Linked DNA regions of Homo sapiens: region 2 is linked to region 1. The links are chromatin loops, found by intact Hi-C in ENCODE. Cell type or tissue: OCI-LY7. All regions are shown on one strand.

What was found. A loop is a pair of places that touch in the nucleus more often than their neighbours do. Peaks named below come from ENCODE experiments on the same cell type or tissue, not always from the same donor. Only the 100,000 strongest peaks of a DNase experiment are listed, where the experiment ranks them.
Region 2: a loop joins it to region 1, with 17 times the contacts of the local background. A loop is called at or near these places in 3 of 110 quality-filtered maps.

The regions. Positions count from the first base shown.
Region 1 is chr12:8,238,507-8,246,506 of GRCh38, reverse strand. LINC02449 (long intergenic non-protein coding RNA 2449) reads right to left here. Exons shown (of 3, transcript NR_120454.1): 2 at 7,593-7,770; 3 at 3,943-4,145. LOC112268090 (a long non-coding RNA gene) reads right to left here and starts at 2,484. Exons shown (of 7, transcript XR_007063199.1): 1 at 2,157-2,484; 2 at 1,649-1,703; 3 at 1,356-1,527. It also overlaps the pseudogene FAM86FP. RefSeq lists an enhancer at 1,837-2,336 and silencers at 2,529-2,578, 2,639-2,688, 2,779-3,158, 3,369-3,478, 3,639-3,818. In OCI-LY7, no CTCF peak of the experiment used is centred here; DNase peaks (open chromatin) are centred at 2,961, 3,366 and 4,119; H3K4me3 peaks cover 1,941 bases.
Region 2 is chr12:8,689,290-8,697,289 of GRCh38, reverse strand. It overlaps a transcript of RIMKLB not described here. Among named protein-coding and RNA genes, the nearest start is that of RIMKLB, 4.7 kb to the left of the region's middle. In OCI-LY7, a CTCF peak has its summit at 17; DNase peaks (open chromatin) are centred at 409, 2,009 and 4,439; H3K4me3 peaks cover 4,671 bases; H3K27ac peaks cover 7,335 bases.

The DNA.
Region 1 (8,000 bases):
TGAAACATGACCTATAAAGGTCTCTACACCCTGAAGCAACGATTTAGAAAGAAATCAATTGGTCCTTTTCTGCAGAAATCATTAACCATAGGAGAGATAAAGGAAAAACTTCAAGGTACTGATTGAACTTCCATGCCCATAGCTTAACTTCTAAAAGGCAACCATTCCATACTGTTAAACTGCCTTAGGTTGTTATTACTGTTATTAAAGACACCCTCAAAGCCAGAAGTTGAATCTTGACTGTAGTTCTTGCACATACACGCACACTCTCGCAATTGAAACCACTCAGATTGTCCTAATGCTGCTACCCATAGCAACACCACCTGGAATTTTACGTTTGTTTTTAAGCATCCGTCGTAATCTTCACTTGCTCCTGAACACATCGCACCTGTGAGAACCACGTGACATTAAAAAAATCCCTTCAGTGAGGCCGGGCATGGTGGCTCACGCCTGTAATCCCAGCCCTTTGGGAGGCCAAGGCAGGTGGATCATGATGTCAAGAGATTGAGACCATCCTGGCCAACATGGTAAAACCCTGTCTCTACTAAAATTACAAAAATTAGCTGGGCATGGTGACGCGTGCCTGTAGTCCCAGCTACTCCAGAGGCTGAGGCAGGAGAATCGCTTGAGCCCGGGAGGCAGAGGTTGCAGTGAGCTGAGATCCTGCCACTGCACTCCAGCCTGGCAACAGAGGGAGACTGTCTAAAACAAAAAAATCCCTTCAGTGCCTTGATCCTTCCAGATTCAGATCCAAGAGAGATGACATTTGTTCATCACCAGAGACTGCACACCAAGATAAAGATTTCTTCTGGCCGGGCGCGGTGGGTCACGCCTGTAATCCCAGCACCTTGGGAGGCAGAGGTGGGTGGATAACCTGAGGTCAGGAATTTGAGACCAGCCTGGCCAACGTGTTCAAACCCTGTCTCTACTAAAAATACAAGTGGCCCGGCAGGGTGGCTCACGCCTGTAATCCCAGCTACTCGGGAGGCTGAGGCAGGAGAATCGCTTGAACCTGGGAGGTGGAGGTTGCAGTGAGCCAAGATCGCACCATTGCACTCCAGCCTGGGCAACAAGAGAGCAAAACTCCGTCTCCAAAAAAAAAAGAAAAAAAGATTTCTTCTGTGTGCATGGCTCAGCTCTGTGGTCCACTAGCGTCCTTCCTCAGTCTGCTTCCAATCTATGGACTCAGGAAAGACTGAACCAACCTAGATTTATTAATATTTTAGTATAACATAATACAATGTTACTTACTATGGCATTGACCATATATGCCCTTTTGCTCCTTGGAGGAAAGACAATTAATAGCTATTATGTGAGTTAAGAAAATAAGCCCAGGATTTATGAGTACAACTAACCTGTTCCCATTGGTTTTCCTTGTCTCCTGCAGGCAGAGAGCTGATCAAAACAGCAAAAGCAAAGCAGTGCCCCTGGCCCAGTTCTGAAGCCAACCTTCCTTAATCACCCAGACCCATCCCTGGTTAGGACTTGCTGTGGATTCTTAGGTGACTCCATCTCAGGATACAGGGACTGAGAGGGTGTATGCACCATCTCAGACCCAGAAACCGTTGATTCTGCCTAAAAACACAGCAATAACCACATCCCATCCTCTTGATTTAAATGAAAGTGTTTGGAGGAATAAAAGATGAACCTTTTTTTTTCTTTGTCAGATCTTGCGCTCATTTGGTTCTGGTGTGGAACAACAGCTATAAGAGAACAAGTGTATTCAATTAGAATTAATTCCCCTCTCTTATTCTCATAGCTGAGCAGGGCTCAAGTGGCTCTCATCTGAAAGAGGTAATAAGATTTTATCTGTCTCCTCATCTACCTTTTGCAAGTGTACTTAACAAATTCGCTCTCGGGACTCTTCCAAATGGAGTTTTATGAGGAATTTGCTAAGGTAAACGTTTTAGACTTTGAACACAGTTCAGATTTCAGGGGCAGTACTGAAATCTGAACTGTGTTGCTAACTGCCCTGCCTTTCAACTCAAGACACAATAACTTTGAACTAAAATAATTATATTTTTGTTGTTTTCCACTCTGTCCCCACGTCTATATCACCACCACCCCCAATCCCACCCCGCAGGAGCTAACTCCTCCTTCCTGTCCCTGCAAGATCAAAACTCCTCCTGCAAGCCCCGCTAGCTCTGTCTGCTCACCTTCGTGGCAGATATCGCTATCGTACTTTTATCCTCATTTGTGTGATAAGTATTTCAATGTCCACTTCTTCCACGAGCCCCTGAGCCCCTGGAGGGCCTGGACCACACCTACTTTTTCTCACCGTTACATCTCCCTTGTCAGGCACATGGTAGGCGCTTAATAAGTATTTTTGATGAACGAATGGCTTGTTTGGTGACAGTCCAAAGGCTGGGGGACAGAGGGAAAGCTCCCTCGTTTCGGGCCCCAGACGGGTGGCGCTGATGGAGAGGAGGTTAGGATAAGGCCTCCAGGACCGAAGCGCGCACCCGTAAGGCCTCTGCTAAAAAGACCTTCCTGAAGGCGGAGGAACTGCGAGAGTGCCTACGTTAGCCCAAGACCTGACCCGTCGATCCCAGGGACCCTCACCCTAACTGGCCCCGCCTCCCGGGCCCCAAACTCGGACTCCGCCCCGCCCGAAGCTCCGGATCCTGGGGCCCGCCCCTGGCCCCGCGTAGGCAGACCGTGGGCTCGCTCCTGGGCCTGCCTCAAACCCTCCGCAGGTAACGCCTCCCGAACTTGAGCCACATTCCGATCCTCTCCTCAAACCCCTCCCCGTTTCCCACACCCTGGACCCCTCGCTCCGTCTCGGCCCCGCCCCAAGCCCAGCTAGGTCTCGGACCCTGAGCCCAGCCCCGACCAGCCTCCCAGTCCCTGGGTCCCTCCCGCCACCGGCCCCTCCCTAAGCTCCGCCTCCCAGGGCCCGCCTCCTGAGCGCAGCCCAGCCGGGACTCGGCACCGCCTCCCGGACCCTGGGCCCCTCCCCACGTGGGCCCGTCCTAAGCTCCGCCTCCCAGAGTCCGCGCACCGCCTGGCCATGTGCCAAGACATAGTCAACGCCCCGCCCCTGCCCCGCCTCCTGAGCCCTTCTCTGGGTCTGGCCTTAGCCCCGCCCTAAGACCTGTCTCCTGGGCTCTGCTCTGAGTCCCGCCTCCTGAACCCAATGGCGTTTATCCCCGCCCTAATGCCCGCCTCCAGGACTCTTATCCTGCCCCCACGCAAGGCACTGCCTCCAGGACGCCACCAACCTGGACGCTTCCGAAGCCCAGCTTCCAGGATCGCCCTATCCTGGCCCCGCCCCAAGACCCGCCAACCTGGTCTCTACCCAGGACCTGCCCCAGTGAGGCTTATCCTGGCCCTACCCCAGGCCTCGCCCTCATGGCGCTCATCCTGGCCCCACCCCAGGCCCCGCCCTCCTAAGGCTCACCTTAGCCCCGCCCTAGAGTCCGCCCCCAGGACGCACCTCCTGACCCTACCCCCCAGGCCCCGCCCCCTCCCTGCCCCCGCGCACTGCCCCGGACCCGCCCCCTCTTCAGTCCAGGCCGGCTTCCTCCAGGTCTCCCGGCAACGCTGCGGCCCCGCCCACGTCATGGCGCCCGAGGAGAACGCGGGATCGAACTCTTGCTGCAGGGTTTCGATCGCCGCTTCCTGGCGGCGCGCACACTGCGCTCCTTCCCCTGGCATGTGGGCGGCGGGGCGAGCGGAGAGGCCCGCGGGGCTCGCGGGAGTCCAGGGGCAGACGGGATGGGTCTCCGTGCTGAAACCCCCGGCGCTCCGGCTACGTGAGTTCCTGGGCTCTCCCCGGTCAGGGCCGCCAGACCCGGTTCCGTCCCTGGGGCCTGGCCAGAGTCGCTCGCACCCCTTCTGCCCCGCGAGCTGGCGGCGGAAGCTGGGGGTGTCTCCACCGCCTTGGGGGGCAGACGCGCGCTCGGTGTGGGGTACAGTTCACGATCCTTTTCACGACTTTTAAAAGGCAGTAATCGTTCTGGTCACTGGGACACTGGGACACAGCTGCACTCGCCCATTCTAAAAAGTCAGCGCCCTCAGGCCCGCGGGTAACCACCTCCTCCTGAGCGCGGTGGCCAGATCACAGGCTGTGCCTCGTGCCTCAGTGTTCTCATCTGTATGTCGAGCACTGCACAGAATTGGCTCATGCGCTGAGGCTTTCACACCTGTGATGGAAGAGAAAGAGAAGGGGGTGGCCTCTCCTCTCCCTGGGGACCTGCCATTCTCAGCACAGGCGCATGGCAGGCAGCAGCCTCCCTTCTGCCAGCAGAGGGGCTTAATGCACCCCGCTCCATTTGTAATTCATGTGCAGTGAGCTCACTGGGATGAGTCAGTTTGGATATATATTCCTCCCTGGGTCTGCCCCATTTTATGGGGTGTTGCTTAATCATTTGCATTCTTCCATTGACATAAAATATTTAGCACTCAGAGATCATTTCTGGTCAGGAGAAATTTGTGCATTTTTAATCCAAAATAGAAACCTTCATAAAAGCATCATAGGTCTCCATTCAATATTGACTATAATTGTTCACATGCCCACGCTGAATGCTAACTTGGGCTCACCCTCAACACCCACGAGGTGGGTACTATTATTATCACTCACATTTGACCAGAGGGATTGTTTGATTAGGGTGAAGTAGTTGAGAGTTCAGACCCAGGAGACAGCCTGCCTGCTTCGAATCCTGGCCCAACCCCTTGCCCTGTGTGACCTTGGGCAAGTGACTGCATCTCTCTGTGCTATTGTTTTCTTATTAATGGGGGATATAATGATACCTACCTCTTAGGGTTGTTGTCAGCGTTGAGTACAAAAGCCTGTGGATCAGTGCCTGGCTCATGGTAAATGCATGTCGGTGTTAGCTAGTGTTTTATTCAGTCTCAAAATGTTTAATAAATGCCTTCCGTGAGCCAGGCACCATGGATCAGCAGTACCCATGATAGATGAGGCTCTGCTTGCATGGGAGAGCCAGAGAATAAACAGATAAATGAATAAACAAGAAAAGACCAGATGAGAGTGGCTTTAAAGCCAATAAAACAGGGAAATGGTGAATGGAGCAACTGGGGAGAAGAGTCACCAAAGTCAGGGAATCATGGAAGCTTTCCCCAAAGAGGTGGCATTTGAACTGGGGCCTGAGTGGTGAAGCAGCCAGCCATGGGAAGGGTTTGGGGAACAGGATATGCAAAGGCCCTGTGGTGGAAACAAGCCAGCTGTGGTTGAGGAACAACAGCAAGGCAGCCAGTGTGGCTGGAGTGGAGTGAGCAGGGTGGGCCAGGGGTGAGGGAGAACAGGCCAGAGAGAGGGATTAGCACCAGGTCTTGTAGGGCTTTTTATGGCATAGAAGGAGCTCTGAAGCAATGAAGTGCCTTGCCGTGTGCCACATGCCAGCCGAGACAGTCTGCCTAACTCGGGAGCCAAAGTTCGCTGCTGGGCTTGAGGCCCCTATAAGAGGACAATGTAACCCAGGCTGGTATGGGCACATTCTGCATTTCCACTTAAACTCAGATGGCAAGCCCATCAAACCTTGGTGCCATGGCTGCCCTGGTAATTCCTGGCTGACCAGTGCAACCAGGGAGCTGGCCCATGACCTGGGTGGCAGCTGAGTAGCCAGGACTCATGCGGCCAAGAGTCAGCCTTCTTCCTGTGACTCATCCAGGTGCACCCTGCGACATCTGAAGGTCAGGCTTTCAGCCGCTGTGGCTTCCACTTCCAACTGGCTCCACGTCCCCAGGGAGGGATCACATAGAGCTTTGCCAACACATTCTATTGCGTGTTTTAATGTTCCTGTGAATGCGCCCTTGAGATTTCTCCCTCCCCCGTCCACACTGAGCTTAGAAGCAAAGTTAAGAGACTCATCAGATTCTGAGCTGCTGCGGGATATTTTGCAGAAGGTAAGAATCCCAGAGTCCCTGGGACTCATGACTCTGCCTCCTGAATCTCTCCGGAAGACCTGAGAGAAGAACCACAGGTGTGCTTGTACCCTTTAAAAACAGCCCTCTTCAAAGAACAAAACCATTGAGTCAGCACTGCAGGTGGGTGTCAGCACCTCCGACAGCTCCTGCGCTTTCGTTTTCTATCTAAGACTTAGACAAAGACATCAGAATATACAAAAATCTGCAAGAGGGGGGAAATCTAGGGAATGTTTTTTAAACCATCCACAGCAAAAACAGAGATGACAGGTGCAAAACAGCTTCTAGCATTTGGTAGATGCTCAGAGACTTTCTTTTTTGCATTCATGAGGCCTGTCCCACCCACTCCTGTCTCTTCTAGACCTAAATGGGCCCTTGCTTTGCCCAGGGTGGGGTTTGGACTCAAGTGCATCTGCATGCAGGTGAGAGCCAGGATCACCACCCGGCCCAGCCACAGCCTGACCTTGGCCTTGAGGGCCAAGTGCAGATCACCCTGCATCCTGGGTCTTCACCTTCGAAGGGCCATGAGCCCTTCTGAAAAGACAAAGCAATAGACTCCCTCCCAGAAAGAAGTGCACCAAAAGAATACCTTTTCCATACAAACTCAGGGGAGGCAGACATCCTCCACTCCCACCCACCCAGCCCATCCTAGGAGCCCCGGAAAAGAATTCCTGTGCTAGAGGTGAACCAAGATTATCCACGTGGAAAAGATGCAGCCACAGCAGGGAAGACTTTCGGGGCAATACAGTAGGTCAGGGCTTCGAGCATGGAGATACCTGAAGTTGTCTTGCACCTTGCTCTGAGTTTCACCCTGAGCCTCACTCTGGTAGGTGGTGAAGCATGAGATATAGGGAGAGCTGCTTTAAAACCCAGCACAAGGCTGGGTGCACTGGCTCACACCTGTAATCCCAGGTCTTTGGGAGGCTGAGGTGGACGGATCACCTAAGGTCAGGAGTTCAAGACCAGCCTAGCCAACATGGCAAAAACCCATCTCTACTAAAAATAAAAAAATTAGCTGGGCATGGCGGTGCACGCCTATAGTCCCAGCTACTCAGGAGGCTGAGGCAGGAGAATCGCTTGAACCCAGGAGGCGGAGGCTGCAGTGAGCCAAGATCTGGCCATTGCACTCCAGCCTGGGCAACAGAGCGAGACTCTGTGTCAGAAAAAATGAAAAACCAGCACCAGCATGAAGAGCCTGTGTATTGCGTGGGGTACTTTGCTGCCCTTGGGCAGAATCTGCATCCCTCCCAGCCAGCAGGCGCTGCGGACCGTCTCCTCCCTCTCCCTCCAGGCTCCTGTTTTCCCGCCGTCCCCCCTCCTGCTGCACCAGTCCCTCTGCCCTCCGTTCCATGTGCCAGCCCGTGGCCACCTCAGAGCTTGCACAGGCTGTTCCCACTGCCTGGAACTTGCTCATCCTGCACTTGGCTTCTCTCGGCTTTAGCTGGAGTCACCCTGAGCGCCCCCTCCCCTCCATCCTGTCCCCAGGGACACATGATCCAAGAGAGCAGTTGCTGAGTGGGCCTTCCCACCTCTTCCATAGAGCCAGACAGTTGGCGACTGTCCTTACTGCAAACCCTGGTTCACACTGGCTCCCCTGGGAGGGAGGTGGTTGGGACCCACATGCCCTGTGTTCCTGCTCAGAATGGGCGTTAGAAATGCTGCCATAGCCTGTGCCACTGCAGTGGAAGCATTTTTAGGAAACGGCTTACATCTTAAGACGAACTTCAGATGCGTGGGGCCAGAACGCTGTGTCCATCTGCATCTTTGCTGAGGGATCAGGTAGCCTGGAGTTTGCCCTCTGTTGTGTTGGCTTGAAGCTCATAGGAGACTTAAGACGGGCTCTCGAGCAACCAACGTTCTGTCCTTTGCCGTAGACTGTGAAGCATCCTGTGTGTGTGTGAAGCACCCGCCGTCAGTCAAGTATGCCCGGTGCTTTCTCTCAGAACTCATCAAAAAGGTCAGTTATGGGCAGTGTCCGCCCAGTAGCCGGACAGCATAGCCACCTGCGTGCTGGAGCCCCCGTCCTTCCCAGGCCCTGGGCCTGCTTTGCAAACCCCAGCATGGCAGGGGCCTCCGCAGGCAACTGGCTGCAGCTGAGTGTGACCCATGGGAGACAG
Region 2 (8,000 bases), 450 kb before region 1:
GTATATTGAGAGGCAAATTTAAAACCACATGATAAATTTCCTGGCTGAAGCGGGTTTGGAGATACAGGCGGGGTGGATAGCGCCAGCTCTGCCCCCTAGAAACCGGCGTAAACCTTGGACAAGTTAGTTGCTACGCTTCCTCTGAGCCTTTGTTGTGAAAAGATAAAAGAGTACAGTCCGGAGTCGTTGTGAGAATGAAATGAGATATTTTAAGAGCATTTTGTAAATTCTAAAACTATGTATAAAAAATAAAAGTATAGCCCAAAGGAGGCTAAGAATATGAATGTTCAACTACGCTATTACATTTTCTTAAGGAGAAAAAAAAAGGGCTACAGACGACCTCCCAGGTTTACATGGAAGATTCACTTCCAAATAACTTCAGTCACCAGAGACACCAGGTGTGAGGTACGGTAATGTGCTCACCAGTTTGCCTTCTTGCTGGTCTCAGCCCTGTCTCAGTGACCTCAGCCAACAACTTTTCACTGCTCCTCTCCCAGTCAATTGACAATATAATTTCATTTTCTGCTTTTAAAAAATTTTTTGACTAATTTCCTTCAGCGTCTCGAGAGTCCTTTAAAAGATGTAGCATAACCCAGGGTGGTAACTTCTGGATCCAGACTGCCCGGATTGGATTTATGGTTCCACTCCCTATGTGAACCTCTGCAGTAACTTAACCTCTCTGTATCTTTATCTGCTGAGCTGTAAAAGTGAGGATAAAAATAGTCACCTACTTCATGGAGTTGTCATAAGGAGTAAATGAGTTAATAAGTATATAATATTTAACAGCTGACACAGATCAAGTGCTGTTCAAAGTGTTTAGTGCTATTATAATGTTAGGTCAGTGAGAGTAACCTAGGATAGGCGTCTAGTTGGTTTACAAAATTTAGAGGAACAAACGCCCTATAAGATAGATACACTATCTTGAGAACAAAGGGGATAAGGTCTACAGAACTAAATTGTTGCTATTTACTTCCACTCTGATATTCAGCCCCCTGGGACATAAAGTATATTCAACTCCAAGACCAAGAGAAGCATTTTGTGATCAAGGGAAGCTTGAGCACAGAGATACTAACACTGAAAATCTGACAAAATAAACACAGTGAAATTGACACAGGGAAAAAAATGTACAGAGGATCAATAATAATATTTAATTAACCTATTCCTTCAGTCCCACTCTTAAGGAATCCAATTCGTGGTAACTGCATCCCCAGAAAAAGTGGGTTGTACTGGTGAAACTGAGGATAGGAAGTATGACTATTAACTCACTTGCCACTTGCCCTTAAAAGTTGTTATTCAGGGCAGGGCGCGGTGGCTCACGCCTGTAATCCCAGCACTTTGGGAGGCTGAGGCAGGCGAATCACCTGAGGTCGGGAGTTTTGGACCAGCCTGACCAGCATAGAGAAACCTTGTCTCTACTAAAAATACAAAATTAGCCAGGCGTGATAGCGCACGCCTGTAATCCCAGCTACTCAGGAGGCTGAGGCAGGAGAATCGCTTGAACCTGGGAGGTGGAGGTTTCAGGCCGAGATGGTGCCATTGCACTCCAGCCTGGGCAACAAGAGCAAAACTCTGTCTCAAAAAAAAAAAAAAAAAAAGTTGCTATTCAATTTATTGCTTCTATGTGCCATACACATTCTAAGATATTCTCATGTATGTAACAACGTTGCTTTTGACTTAAGCTAATAGGGAGTAAAACAAAGCTCAGGAGGGTATTTAAAAAAAGCCAATGATAAGGCTTAAACACATTACCATTATCATGATATTGTTAAGATAATGTTTATGTGAGTAATGATCAAATTCATACATCATACTTTTTATATGAAGTAATAAGGGGGCAAAAATTATTTACACCATTTCCATATTGGAAACCCAAGGTTCAGAAAGGCTGTACATACATTCAGTCATAATCTTTGAGAATTCATGGTTGATATGTTTAGGCGGCTGTGGACTCACATCTCCTTTGGGTAGCAACACCTGCTCAAAAATATTTTAAGTAGTTTTTCTTGACATAATCATGCACCACACATTTTTAACCAGTGAATTAATATTTTTCAGGAAGTTCGGAGGTGTCGGGGCCGGGCGGGGCGGGGCGGGGGGGCGGGGCGGTGCGGCAATTGAATCCCCTGGGAAGACATACTATAAGTAACCTAGCATGTCTGGAGTCAGATCAATCTGATTTGAAATCCTAGCTGTATTTACTAGCAGCATGAGATTGTTGCTTAACTTCCATAAACCTCAGTTTTCTCATCAGCAAAATGAAGATCATATTAGCACCACTTTATTAAGATAGAAGGATGAATGAGGTAACTCAAATGTAATGCATAACATAGTAAGTCTCAGTGAATGTTAGCTATTATTATTCAAGACTAACTGATACCAAAACAGTCAAATAGTAATCAAAGAGAAATTATACAATGTTTAGATATGTGTGATAATCATACAAATAGTTATATTTATTGCATATCCCTATGAGTGTAAGACCAACTCTATAGGTAAGTAATGTCTTTGAGATGAAGTTAGGGTTCATCCTTTGCCTGCACCAAAACACTTCCAGATTTTTGCTCTTATTCCTAGACACATGAGAATCAACAGGAGGGACCGGGCAGGGTGGCTCATGCCTGTAATCCCAGCACTTTGGGAGGCCAAGGCAGGTGGATCACCTGAGGTCAGGAGTTCGAGACCAGCCTGGCCCACATGGTGAAACTCTGCCTCTACTAAAAATACAAAAATTAGCCGGGCGTGGTGGCAGTTGCCTGTAATCCCAGCTACTGGGGAGGCTGAAGCAGGAGAATTTTTGAACCTGGGGGTGGAGGTTGCAGCAAGCCAACATTGGGCCAGTGCACTCCATCCTGAGCAACAGATGGGTACTCCATCTCAAAAAAAAAAAAAAAAAGAAAAAAAATTCAACAGGATGTTGAGTGTGATGGCTCACACCTGTAATCCCAGCAGTTTGGGAGGCTGAGACAACAGGATCGCTTGAATACACGAGTCCAAGACCAGCCTGGGCAACACAGGGAGAGCCTGTCTCTATTTTTATTGTTTTTTGTTTTGTTTTTTGAGACGGAGTCTGGCTCTGTTGCCCTGGCTGGAGTGCAGTGGTGAGATCTTGGCTCACTGCAACCTCCACCTCCCAGGTTCAAGTGATTCTCCTGCCTCAGCCTCCTGATTAGCTGGAATTACAGGCGCCCAGCTAATTTTTGTATTTTTAGTAGAAACTTGGGGTTTCACCATGTTGGCCAGGCTGGCCTCGAACTCCTGACCTCAAGTGATCCGCCCACCTGAGCCTCCCAAAGTGCTGGGATTACAGGCATGAGCCATCTCACCTGGCCCCTGTCTCTATTTTTAAAAAATAAATAGAATCAACAGGAGAGCTCCCAAAAACTGATTAAATCAGCATTGGCGTCCAGGCACCAATATTTTTTCAGAGCCCTCCAGGGGATTTTAATACACAGCCAGGGTAAAGACCCAAGTTTACACAACAGAGATGTTAGAATTAACTATCCATTTGGTTGTGCTGAAATACACATGTTATCTAGCCATTTCAGCTAGTCAGATTAGCTGATTAGAATATGACAACTAAATTTGCAGTACAGGCCCGGTGTGGTGTCTCCCATGTGTAATCCCAGCATTTTGGGAGGCTGAGGTGGGCGGATCACCTAAGGTCGGGAGTTCAAGACCAGCCTGGTCCAACATGGTGAAACCCCATCTCTATTAAAAATATAAAAATTAGCTGGGCGTGGTGGTGGGCACCTGTAATCCCACCTACTCAGGAGGCTGAGGCAGGAGAATCACTTGAACCTGGGAGGCGGGTGTTGCAGTGAGCTGAGATAGTGCCACTGCACTCCGGTCTAGGTGACAGAATGAGACTCCCTCTCAAAAAAAAAAAAAGAAAGAAAGAAAGAAAAAGAAAACAAATTGCAGTACAAAGCATTTTAAAGTTTTTGATGGGATAATATGAAGGTACTGGGGGAAGGCCTATAAAATTGAGGGTTTAATGAAAACAAAATCTTCCCTAACAGAGTTACCCAGGTCCAGTCAACCCCACGTCTCTGATTCTACTTGAGTACACAGTATATCTACATCAGCCAGAAAAACATAATTTACAAATGAAATAACAATAAATTGTTTGTCTGTTGCAGGTCAAGCGAAAACCTTTAAGTGCCCTATACACATCATCTGTTGCAAATCATTTCCCCCTGGGTTTGAAGACAAGGAAACTAGCGGGGATTTGATCAAAACTAGAGGCCTCGAAGTAGTAAAGAGAATTGTAAACAAGAATTTAATCTTTGAGATAGTTATCATCAGTACCTAAAATAGTGTTCTTTGTGGATTATCTAACGTTATAACTGCAAAATTCACGTGGCTGGAGAAAAGGTGGTTGGTGTCTAATGTTAGAACCTTGACTAGCAAATAAGGAACGGTAGCGGCAGCTGCAGTAAATCTAGCTCTCCCCACTGTTTCCTCTCCTGGAGCCAGCCGGCTAGAACCAGCCTGACAACAGTCTTTGCAGTAGAATAGCTAAACACTGATCTAGCCTTTCTCCACCCACATCCCTCCTCCTTTTCCCTGCTCCATCTCAGCACATTAAACTGAGCTTTCTCTCTATGCTAAGAAAATGCAGATGCCAGACACAAAGGGAGGAAAGACCATACATTGGCTGAATCACAGAAGAGAAAGAATGGGTGGAAAGAAAACACAGTCTTGGCAAGAAACATGATACAGGTTTTCCCCCTACTTCTTTAATTGTATCTGGTTAAGATTTTTTTTTCCTCTACCACATAGAAATTACCTGGAATGCTTGTTTAAAATGCAGATTCCTTGACCTCTGCCTCTGACCTGAATGAGCCTGTGTACCTGCATTTCTTGAGCAACTCAAAGCATCTAAAATCAGCAATTTATCTGCATTTGGAATAAGCATACTAAATGATCTTTAGACACATGAAAGTTTGAGCACAGTGTCTTAGAGACCAAAATAACCATTTGTAAAATGCTCTTTATTTAAAGCCCTCAACATTTATAAACTCATTGTAGCCTCAAGCAACATTCTAAGGTTGAGCAAATATTGTTAGTCCTCTCTGACTGAAGAGAAAATGAGGCAATGAAATTAAATCGTTGGCAGCAATTTCCTAGTCCTGATTTCCCTGTCTTTGGGAGGATCTTAGAAGTATAACAACCTGGGAAGAATGAAAGAAGAAAAAAATGAAATAAGAAAATATGGAAAGGCACATTAGATGTGTTCTCATTTAAAGAATAGAGGAAGCATCAAGTATTAAAGGAAAAAAAAAACCCTCTCTTGGTGCAGGGAAACATGACTGAATTTGTAGATAATGCATCCATAGAATCCAACCAGAGAAATGATAATATGCAAACCACATAAGGGCTGTGTGCATCTGTCACACATCTGTGTCACCAGCAACACCTTGAATGATTAGTGAACATTTACAGATTAAATGAATGAATGAAGTCTGGAAGCATCCTAATGGCCTGGCACCACCATAATTATCCTGATCTGCCTTGCTGTTTTTTGTACAATGAAAGACTTAGACTGGGGAGCCCTGTTCAGTAGTCTAAGTTCATGTGGTTATCCTATGTTCAAAGAAACATCAGTTTATTTCTATTCAATCTAAATTCTTAACCTGTCCTATTTCCTAATTCTTTTCTTTTTTGTTTGTTTGTTTGTCTTTTTGAGACAGTCTCACTCTGTCACCCAGGCGGGAGTGCAGTGGCTCGATCTCTACTCCAACCTTTGCCTCCTGGGTTCAAACAATTCTGGTGCCTCATCCTCCGGAGTAGCTGGGATTACAGGCATGCACCACTGCACCTGGCAAATTTTTGTATTTTTAGTAGAGATGGGGGTCTCACCATGTTGCCCAGGCTGGTCTTGAACTCCTGACCTCAGTTGATCTGCCTGCCTTGGCCTCCCAAAGTGCTGGGATTACAGTCGTGAGCCACTGCACCCAACCCCTACAAAAACCAAAAACTTTAAAAAAAAAAAATTTGGCCAAGTGTGGTGGCACATGCCTATAGTCCCAGCTGCTTGGAAGATTGAGGCAGGAGGATTGCTTGAGCCCAGGAGTTCTAGGCTGCAGTGAACCATGATCATGCTACTGCACTCATACAGGTTCCCATCTTTCGTATTGTTTCGCAGAACTTTTCTGGGTAACTGGGACAGACAACTTAGATACTTGCTTAATAAATAAATGGTAAAGGTAGACTTAGGCATGAGGATCACACCACAGAAATACTTGAAACACATAGTTACATCACTGTCCCCAGTCTCATAATAAACCTATCGTATCTTAGAACATGGAGTGTTCTAACCCTACTGGGTTTGGATTATCTTCTTTTTTTGTTTTGTTTTGTTTTTTGAGACGGACTCTCGCTCTGTCGCCAGGCTGGAGTGGAATGGCACAATCTTGGCTCACTGCAACCTCTGCCTCCCGGGTTCAAGTGATTCTCCTGCCTCAGCCTCCCAACTAGCTAGGATTACAGGCATGCACCACCACACCCAGCTAATTTTTGTATTTTTAGGAGAGAGGGGGTTTCACCATGTTGGCTGGGATGGTCTCGATATCCTGACCTCATGATCCACCTGCATTGGCCTTCCAAAGTGTTGGGATTACAGGCGTGAGCCACTGCACCTGGCCTGGAGTATCTTCTTTTTACAGATGAGCAAACGGAGACACAGTGAGGTTAAGTAACTTGTCCGAAGTCACTCAGCTAGCAAAATAGCAGAGCCAAGATTTGAATCCGAGTAGCAAAGTACATGCTCTTAACTGCTTTGTCAAACACTGTTTGTAATCCCTCCGAAGACTATAAAAAGGATTGTCTGCAGTTTCCCCCCACTTCTTAGTAAAGTTTTACTTAGATATCAATGCCTGCTGTTTGGGTTCATGCTTCAGTAGCATTTACTAACGTGAAAAATAATGGTACATACATTATAATTTGCCACAAAGGACCCAAGAATCCATTAACTGAGCATCACCTCTAAAGATTCAACAAAAAATTGTTACTAACACATACATGATTCTTCAAATATGTATGGATTCTATTTTGATAAAGTATAACTCCATTTAAGTCATAAATGGATTTTCTACAGTCATAGAATCTTTTTATCAATTATGCTTTTTCTCGAACTTCAGGCATGAAAAAATGACTGTATTGTAGGAAACTGTAAAATGTTTTGAGGTTTAAAAAGGGACCCACTGACATGCTGGGACAAAGAGGGTTTAGCAGAAAATCCTGAGTTTAGTGGAGAAAACATGGCTTATTGCCTAATAGAGTGGGCAAAAGTAGGTCAGAGTCCCTGACAGTCACAGCTGGTAAGGAGTGATGTCACTAGAGAAATGGGGATGGGGGAGGTGGAATTTAAGGTGGGGAAGTAGAGAGACCCTTTGAGGGCGCAGAAGAGGGGGGATTTACAGAGGCAGGTTTTAAGTCAGCCTTTTGTAGGCTGATTGCAGAAACAGCTGAAGCCCCATTTTCTCCTACCTATACCCAGCCTGCGTTCTCCCAGGCCTCATTCCCCACCTCCGCATCACCACCATACCCTCTCTGCTGGAGACAAAGACACCGGAGAAAGGACTGGGGAGAAAGACAAACCTGAAAAGGAGTGATTTCAATAAAAGAGAGAAAGGTGAGGAAAAAGTGAAGGAGACTTTAATCAAATCCAGGGAAACGTGACAGAGAGGAAGAAATAACAAAGAGAGGCAGATGGAAAAAAGAGTAGGAAGTACAGGAGGAAAATATGGCTGAATGAAACAAGACAGATTAATGAATAGAGCAAAGTAGTGTTAGAAATATAATTTCTATTAATTATTTTGGTTTAAAATATTAATTGAGCAAAATGCTGAGAAAGAGAGATTGTAATGGTTGCAGTTTGAAGTCAAAATATATAGTTACAATGTTTTGGCAACAAAGCAAAACTAGGCTGCTCCCAACGAGGACGTCTCTTTTCAGCCCACATTCAGTCTAAAAGTTATGCTGTCCTTGTGTTTACC